Regions from separate parts of the Homo sapiens genome. Here region 2 is linked to region 1. The links are chromatin loops, found by intact Hi-C in ENCODE. Cell type or tissue: CD4-positive, alpha-beta T cell. All regions are shown on one strand. Links, peaks and the distances in the headings refer to the core of each region. The heading gives the core; the rest is flanking DNA.

Region 1 (4,494 bases), core at 129-4,128:
TTTCATAAGAAAGCATGCGTGTCTTAAATGCTGCCATAAAGCTACCTCAATAACTACAATGCTACTCAAATTACCTGACCCTAAGAATCGCCAGTGGCACTTGTTTAAATATAACGATTCCCAAGTTCTTTCCCTGGAGTCCCATTCCATAGGGCTGGGGTGGAGCCCCAGGAATCTATACTCTTACTCAAAGACCCCAGGTTAATCTTTTGTTTATGTAAGTTTGCCAAACACTGAGTTAGAAATATACTCAGCCGTACATGCATTTAGCAAAAGTTCACCACAACGGAACAATGACACACCAAAACTCTTTGAAACTGTGCCTTCTACAGAGCTGTAAATCTCCTTTTGGACCATTCCATTACACAAGGTGTCCTCTTGGTCACACAGTGATTGCAAATGGGACTCTAGAGTCATGGAAATGGGTATACTCTTCTCAAACTTTCCATCTTTACCAGAATTACTTCTTAAAGTGATATGCTTCATGGTGTAAACTAGCACTTATTAATTTTTTCTAAATATTTATCATATTTCATATACTTTTATTTTGGAGATGGAGTTTCGCTCTTGTTGCCCAGGCTGGAGCGCAATGGCAGATCTCGGATCACCGCAACATCCATCTCCCGGGTTCAAGCGATTCTCTGGCCTCAGCCTCCTGAGCAGCTGGGATTACAGGCATGCGCCACCACGCCCGGCTAATTTTGTATTTTTAGTAGAAAAGGGGTTCTCCATGTTGGCCAGGCTGGTCTCCAACTCCCGACCTCAGGTGATGCGCCCGCCTCGGCCTCCCAAAGTGTTGGCATTACAGGCATGAGCCACCGCGCCCGGCCCATATACTTTTAATACATGTGGAATTAATAAAAACGTCCATGCCTCCAATTCCGTGGCTATTTTACCGTCTTCCTTTTTCGGACAAGTCCCTCAAAGGTAGCGCTCTTGGCTCCTTCCTTTGCTTATCCCCTAACCCTGTCCTCCTGAGGTGCCCCCTGGATTTCCTCCAACCCCGGCAGGGTCTGCCTTTCCGGGATGATACAACGACCTGCCCTGCATGCCATATCCCAGGCGCGTGGGCACCAAAGTGTGGAAAAACCGATGAATGACGTTTTCTGTTTCCGATACTCTGCCTGCCAGAATCCCCTGCCGCACCGCCCCACCACGAAGCACATGGAACCCACGGACTACACGAGGACAGAGGTCTGTTCTCCCTTTACCTCTCCCATTTCTTTAACTATGCTTCTCTCGGCTGGCATGCCCTTTCCTCATCTCACTCCACACACGAACAGGTTTAGCAAATAATATGCACGCTGCTGGGACGGGCCCAAGCATTTCCCTCCCTTGATAGGGCGGAACTAAAATGCAAGCCCCACAGTTGTCAGCAAAGGACTTCCCTGTTACCATGGTAAAGCCGCTGCGCCTTTATTGTGGTTGAGGAGTACTTGCATCAACCTAAGAGAAAATTAATAAGAAGGAAGTCTGCAGGCTGAAACCCTTCAAATTAGCCTGGACTCGCCTGCATCTGGCTCGGAACAGAGTTAATCTCAGGAGTGAGAATATAGCCCTCCGGTGGACGCAACTCGCGCCTGCGGCTAACAGAATGTCTCCAGGGGAGGGGCTCTGCGTCCGTTCCGCCCAGGCCCTTCCGGCTCACGCGCCGTACGGAAGCGTGCTCAGCGCTGGGCTTGTGCTCCGTACGGAAGTGTGCTTTGGCGCACCGGAAGCCGACTCAACAGAGCTATGGCGGGTTTGACTGTGAGAGACCCAGCGGTGGATCGTTCTCTACGTTCTGTGTTCGGTGAGAGGAATTCGTTGTAGTCAAGCTTCGGGGAGGGACTCCCCTCTGCACCTTCTATCTCATGAATCGCTACCGGAGCCGCTGACGGTTCGGACGTGCAGTTCTCCCTGCTTATCCTGTAGGGCGTCCAACCTGGTGGACTCATGAGCAAAGAGATATTCCCATTCTGCCGAGGTCTCGTAGGCTTTCCGCAATATCAGTGGGGAAGTTAGACTAGCGTTCAGCTTCTGTGCGTTTCTCCTTTCATGAGCTTCAATTATTCTCTAGAGGAGAAGGCTCACGGTAACAGCTCCTCACTGTCCCGTACTACTTCTCATCCTCTGCCCCAGAATACAGACTATATGCTGAGGGTATAGATCCTAGTGTCCACTTACTGTCCTCTCCTAAGGACTTTCATCCTTTGCTTTTTATCTGTAACATTTTAGTGCATCAATAGTGGTAGCGGCCACCTGGTGTCCTGAGATGGCTTGTAAGTGAATGAATGAATGAACTATTAAGATCTCCTCAGAGGAATTTTAAAAAGGATCGAAACGATTCTGAATTATCTTTTTGGCTGAAATAAGTTGTTTTTAAAAATACGTGTGATTATTTTAGAGTACCATTTGAAAGGGACATGACAAAGTAGTTCAGAATACTTTTTAAACATCTTTCACTACATTCATCGTCATTCTCCCTTAAATGTTGTATGTGTGGAAATACATAGGAACCTGTTTTAAAAATTATATTAAATAACATTGATATTTTTTGTAGTCACTGATGAGACTTGCAGATCTTTAGGTAAATACCAGTGCCAAAGTATTTATTTGCACCAAAGTTAAGGAAAATCTAACACGTGTCAGATCAGTCTGAGAACTAACATTTGAGAGTACCTACACATTTTGTATTTAGTTTCAGTGGTATATTTCCTTTGTTAAGAGGTCTGAAGAAATACAATGGAATTGGGATTGGAGAACACTATTTTGAGTCTTATATTTGATGATATAAGTTTACTTTCTCACTAAAGATCTATGTTATAAACTCAGAATTTTAATGTTACCTATTTTCTTCCTTAGTGGGGAACATTCCTTATGAAGCTACTGAAGAGCAGTTGAAGGACATCTTTTCTGAGGTTGGACCTGTTGTTAGTTTCAGGTGAGATCCCCTTTTCCTTCATGGTGGGAGCTTCTTAAAAATCACCACAGATTTGGCTCTTAGTAATAATGGCAGGTTTTCTTTACTGGTGACTTTTCACATACATTTTGTTCTTGTAACAGCTTTATTGAGATATAATTGATACACTATACAATTGACATTTATTCTTACCTAAAATATGTTTTTTTCGTTAAAAATGTTTTTTAGGCAGGGCATAGTGACTCAAGCCTGTAATCCCAGCACTTTGGGAGGCCGAGGCAGGCGGATCACCTGGGGTCAGGAGTTCGAGACCAGCCTGACCAATGTGGTGAAACCTTGTCTCTACTAAAAATACAAAAATTAGCCGCCGTGGTGGCCCATGCCTGTAGTCCCAGCTACTCAGGAGGCTGAGACAGGAGAATTGCTTGAACCCGGGAGGCAGAGATAGCAGTGAGCCAAGATCATGCCACTGCACTCCAGCCTGGGCAACAGAGCAAGACTCCATCTCAGGAAAAAAAAAAAAAAAGTTTTAAAAAATATTTCTGTGAGGCTGTCAGAGATATAAGGTTATTTATGTTACAGTGGGCCCAATTAAAGCATGGCAATGTTAGCAGGAACCCTGTATGTGTGTAACATTTGTTCCTGACACTTGGTTCTGCTCTCCAGATTGGTATACGATAGAGAGACAGGAAAGCCAAAGGGTTATGGCTTCTGTGAATACCAAGACCAAGAGACAGCACTTAGTGCCATGCGGAACCTGAATGGGCGCGAATTCAGTGGGAGAGCACTTCGAGTGGACAATGCTGCCAGTGAAAAGAACAAAGAAGAGCTGAAGAGTGAGTACAAATCCAACTTGGATGCAGTATGAGTTAGTAAAGATGTAACAATGAAGATTTTCCATTTCTGATATGTTTTAGAATATGCTGAAATGGTTAGCCACGCAGCTTGTTTATTACTTGACTGACCTGATGTGCCTGAGTTAGGCAAGTATTATATATATCTTTTTAAAAACTTTTTATAAATTTTTTTTCAAGTAATTGTCTGAAATTTCTATACCCTTGCTCTGGATGGAGCAGGGCAAGGCCTCAAACCGTTTCAAAACTGTTCTGGCAAGCACTGTAGGGATGCATAGGGTCACTGCAGACCTAAGCATGCTGGAGGCTTGCTAGTAAGTGTATATCTTTAAGAAACAGATAAAGTTGACATTAGAAATTCTTCAGTTGCTCCAGCCTGGGCGACAGAGTGAGACTCTGTCTCAAAAAAAAAAAAAAAAAAAAGAATTTCCATTGCTAAGGAGTTATTTCCAGTTAAAGATGAATTCAAATTCATCAAGCCATTAGTAGTACTAACTGTGGCATTAGTCATTCCTGTCACTCTTTTCAGGAATTTTTGAAGTTAGCGTATTTTTCTCTTTTAACCTTTTGTTTCTGAAATGACTTGTTAAAAGAAGTCAATGTGCCTAGTTCTCTAACTTAGGTTAACATTGTCCTTCCATGTGATCATGATCCCCAGCTTTCCTCTGAGAACAGAAAATACACTCTCACTTTCCTCCACAGAAACAAGAGGCTTTCACATCATTTATTTCTCAGCTC
Region 2 (4,494 bases), core at 317-4,316, 980 kb after region 1:
TAAAGAACTTAAACCAATAATCAAAAACCAACTAATCCCATTCAAAAATGGGCAAAGGACATATAGTAAAGTGAACAAACACTTTTCGAAAGAAGACATACACACAGCCAACAAGTATATGCAAAAAAGCTCAACATCGTGAATCATTAGAAAAATGCAAATCAAAACCACAGTGAGATACCATCTCACACCAGTCAGAATGGCTATTAAAAAGTCGAAAAATGAAAGGTGCTGACAAGGTTGTAGAGAAAAATGAACTTATACACTTCTAGTGGTAATGTAAATTAATTCAGCCACTGTAGAAATACTGTGGATTTCTCAGAGAACTTAAAACAGAATTAGCATTTGACCCAGCAATTCCATTATTGGGTATATACCCAAAAGAATGTAAATCGTTTTACCATAAAGACACATTCACAATAGCAAAGCACTATTCAAAGTAGCAAAGACATGGAATCAACTTAAATGCCCATCAATGGTAGATTGGATAAAGAAAATGTGGTATATATACACCATGGAATACTACACAATCGTAAAGAAGAATGAGATCATGTCCTTTGCAGCAACATGGGTGGAGCTGGAGGTCATTATCCTAAGCAAACTAATGCAGGAATAGAAAACCGGATATCACATGTTCTCACTTATAAGTGGGAGCTATACATGGAGTACATATGGATATAAAGAAAGGAACAACAGATACCAGGGCCTACTGGGGGGTGGAGGGTGTGGAGAGGGTGAGGATAAAAAACTACCTATCGGTTATGATATGGTTTGGCTTTGTGTTCCAACCCAAATCTCATCTTGATTTGTAATCCCCAGGTGTTGAGGGAGGAACTGGTCGGAGGTGATTGGATCATGGGGGGTGGTTTCCCCCATGCTGTTCTCATGATCGTGAGTGAGTTCTCACGAGATCTGATGATTTTATAAGTGTTTGGAAGTTTCTCCTTCACACTCTCTCTTTTCCTGCCACCTGGTGAAGAAGGTACTTGCATCTCCTTCATCTTCCACCATGATTTTAAGTTTCCTGAGGCCCCCCTGACCAGCCATGTGTAACTGTGAGTCAATTAAACGTCATTCCTTTATAAATTATAGTCTCAGGGAAGTTCTTTATAGCAATGTGAAAATGGACTAATAGAGGATACACTGCTTATTACCTGGATGATGAAATAATCTGTACACCAAACCACAGCGACATGCATGCAATTTTCCTATATAAGAAACCTAAACATGTACCCTGAACTGAAAATAAAAGGTAAAAACAATAAAAAGAAAGCATCCGAAACATGCCACTTCTTTAAGTGATATTAGAAATGTTAGTTCCAGAATTCTTCATTCCATCAACGGGGGATTTTGATGTAAAATGAATGGAATAACTATATTAAGGATTATTTGAAAATATACACAGAAAACATGCAATATACACGTATTTATGTAACTTGTGAGCTTTGGTGTTACTTTTTGTAGCATATGCTTTCCTTTGGAGTTTGGAAGAGGAAAAGTTATTTGTGCCATTTCTTTTTATTATTTAATGAGTTATCCTGCCTATTCTTTACTCTTCAGTTTAACATTAGAGAAACACACACTCACTCCACACATGTAGAAACAAATTGCAGTCGTCTTTCTCCAAATGAGTATGTCCTGCAGGCAGTTGAAAATGAGAGTCTGGGCTTCAAAGAAAAGAGTGGGATGGACAAATGGACTTGAGTTGGCAGTGCCCAGCCCCCCCAAAAATACGTACAGAATGGAAGAATAATTGTGAGAGACCCAGCTTTGGAAGTCATTATCAAAAACTAAAACAGCAATACACATTCAAGTTTTTTCTCTCCACATGAATTTTTCAAATATATTTTGTATTATTCATTTCATATTGTCTTTGTCTCTCTTTGCAAAAATTGTTACTTTTCCATCGCAGCAGATGTGGACTATAGAGATAATTGCCACCTGCTGGTCAAAGCCAGAACTACATCTCTGAATATCTGGGAGGAGGCTCTGTAAGGATCTGGAGAGGGAGGGGCCTCTGGCCTGACCCGCCAAACAGGGCTTGCTGGAGGCTTGAATGGCACAGGCAGCCCTTCCTGCTTAATCTATTGCTGCCTGGCTCTCTGAGTTCTTGGCAGGAAGTTCCACCCCTGTCTCAAATAAAGAGAAAGCCACCAGTGTGAGTGTCTCTGATAAACTATATCAGCGCATGTTTGTGCATGTGTCTGTATTTTGTATTTTGGGTTATATCCTTTTAAACACAGTTGATTTATAACATGTACTTATGCACACGGCAGTATTATCAACAATAAGGGGGGGCCAATCATATTGTAAATACAATGTGTAATTTGCTCTTTTAAAAAAATCTCACCGTTAACTATGAATTCCTTTTTAAAAATTAATTTCATTATAAATTGTAAGATGTACAACATGATGTTATAAGATACATATAGTAAAATGGTTACTGTAGTGGAACAGATTAACATATCCATCATCATCTCACGGAGTTTCCTATTTTCCTTCTTTTGGCAAGAACAGCTGTAATCTACTCATTTAGCAAAAATCCGAATGCAATACACTATTATTTACTATATTCCTCATATTGGACGTTAGATCTTTTGATTTGTTCATCCTACATGTTTGCGCTTTGTATCTTTGATGTATACATCTCCCCATTTCCTTCTCCCACCCTAACCCTTGTAACCGCTATTTTCTTGTCTCTCTCTATATTTGACCTTTAAAAAACATTTGACACATAAGTGGGACTGTGCAATATTTGTCTTTCTGTGTCTGGCTTATTTCATTTAGTATAATGACCTCCAGGTCCATCCTTGTTGTGGCAAATGGCAGGATCTCCTTGTTTTTTATACTACATTATTTATATTACTAAGTGCAAATTGCTTTCCAGGTCAGTAGACTTATACAAAATAAATTCCTGAGATTAGATTATAATAAGTTTTTATTTTTTCACAAATTTATAACAATTACTTTCCTAAATCACAAAACTAATATATGTTTGTAATTGAAAGAAACTGAGCAAAAGACATGCTAATGTGGAAATGAAACAATCCTGTATCTACCTCCTTCACTCTGCTGAGGTATCCTTTGTTAATGGTGCAGAGCATATTCAACAGATGATTTTTTTTCTCCATAGAAAGAAATGTTCCTGAGAATATATATGGAAATATGTATGTACAAAATACATAAAGATGTACAATGTGTGAACATGTGTTATGAGATGAATGTTTCTATCCTCCCAAATTTACGCATTGAAGCCCTAGCTTCCAAGGTGATAGTATTTGGAGGTGGGGCCTTTGGGGTACAATTAAGTTTAGATTAGACCATGAGAGTGGGACCCTCATGATGGGATTGACGCCCTTATAAGCAGAGGAAGAGAGAGAGAGATCTCTTTCTTTCTTCACGAGTATGCACCAAGGGTAATGTGAGCAAACAGCAAGAAAGTGGCTGTCTACAAGCCATGAAAAGAGCCATCACCAGACGCTGACTCTACTGACACTTGGTCTTGGACTTTCCAGCCTCCAGAACTATCAGAAATAAATGTCTGTCATTTAAGTCACCCAGACTGTGGCATTTTGTTATAGCAGCCTGAACAGACAGCATGTATATACACATATTCTTCATGAAAATGGGATGACTGCAAACTTTGTCATGCAATTTACCTTCCCTAGCTGAGAATAAGGGTACCTGAATTTTTAGTTGTGTATTCATTGCTATTGGATATCTTCTCATAAGTTTAATTGCATTCCTCTAATTTTCTATGAGATTTTAAATTTTCATTTGTTTCTCTTCTGGTTAAAGAGAGTTCCTGGCATGTAAAGTGGTTTCTGAGGTATATGTGGATAATTTCCCCTCCAATTTTTAATGCAACTTTAAATGTTAAAATCTCATGGATTTTAATGATGAAGAAATCAATACAGTTCATTGTAAAAGTTTTTAAGATTCACAGGAGTGTAAAGATTGCCACTTTATGAGAAGATTTTAGATAGAAACCATTCAAAGCCCAGGAAGACATCATAGTGAGAAAGGCTTGGGTTTTAGAGTCCCTGGCCTGTGTTTTACAGACTTGGCACTAAGGGTAACTTACTTAGCCTCTTAAGTCTTGGCTTTCCTCATTTCTCGTAAGCGATCCTTATTACCTACCTTGAATTTATTATCATATTTAGAAGAGATACAATATAAAATTCCTTAGATGTAACTCAAGCTTTGATAAACAAGAATTTCCTTCCTCCATGTCACTTTCCCAATGTCTAAAACTTGTACTTTCATCTGATTTATTCGCTACTTCAGGAACTGCCAATCAACATGCCTCCTAGCCTAGGACAGGATTTCTTCTCCACAAACATCATCACTAAGGGGAGTTGTCTAAGTATTTTCCCATGTGGGCATGCCAAAGTTCAGCACAATACCAGAAAAGTTTACAACTATCATTTCTTACCCACATTGCATTGTAGAAGCCCACATCTACAATAGAAGCTGCTGGGTATACTCTGGGCA

Evidence for each region. Hi-C counts contacts between places; a loop is a spot of excess contacts. Peaks named below come from ENCODE experiments on the same cell type or tissue, not always from the same donor. Only the 100,000 strongest peaks of a DNase experiment are listed, where the experiment ranks them.
Region 2: it touches region 1 in a loop (12-fold over the local background); 2 of 110 quality-filtered maps call a loop at or near these places.

Annotation. Positions count from the first base shown.
Region 1 is chrX:100,818,683-100,823,176 of GRCh38, forward strand. It overlaps CSTF2 (cleavage stimulation factor subunit 2), which reads left to right and starts at 1,709. Exons shown (of 14, transcript NM_001325.3): 1 at 1,709-1,792; 2 at 2,845-2,923; 3 at 3,569-3,738. The coding sequence starts at 1,735. It overlaps LOC124900498 (small nucleolar RNA SNORA9), which reads right to left and starts at 4,070; the gene lies at 3,938-4,070. RefSeq lists enhancers at 1,381-1,440, 1,451-1,500, 1,781-1,940. In CD4-positive, alpha-beta T cell, for the core only: no CTCF peak of the experiment used is centred there; DNase peaks (open chromatin) are centred at 1,389 and 1,659; H3K4me3 peaks cover 1,755 bases; H3K27ac peaks cover 1,283 bases.
Region 2 is chrX:101,797,559-101,802,052 of GRCh38, forward strand. No RefSeq gene overlaps it. Among named protein-coding and RNA genes, the nearest start is that of ZMAT1, 130 kb to the right of the region's middle. In CD4-positive, alpha-beta T cell, for the core only: a CTCF peak has its summit at 1,923 (motif pointing left); a DNase peak (open chromatin) is centred at 1,993.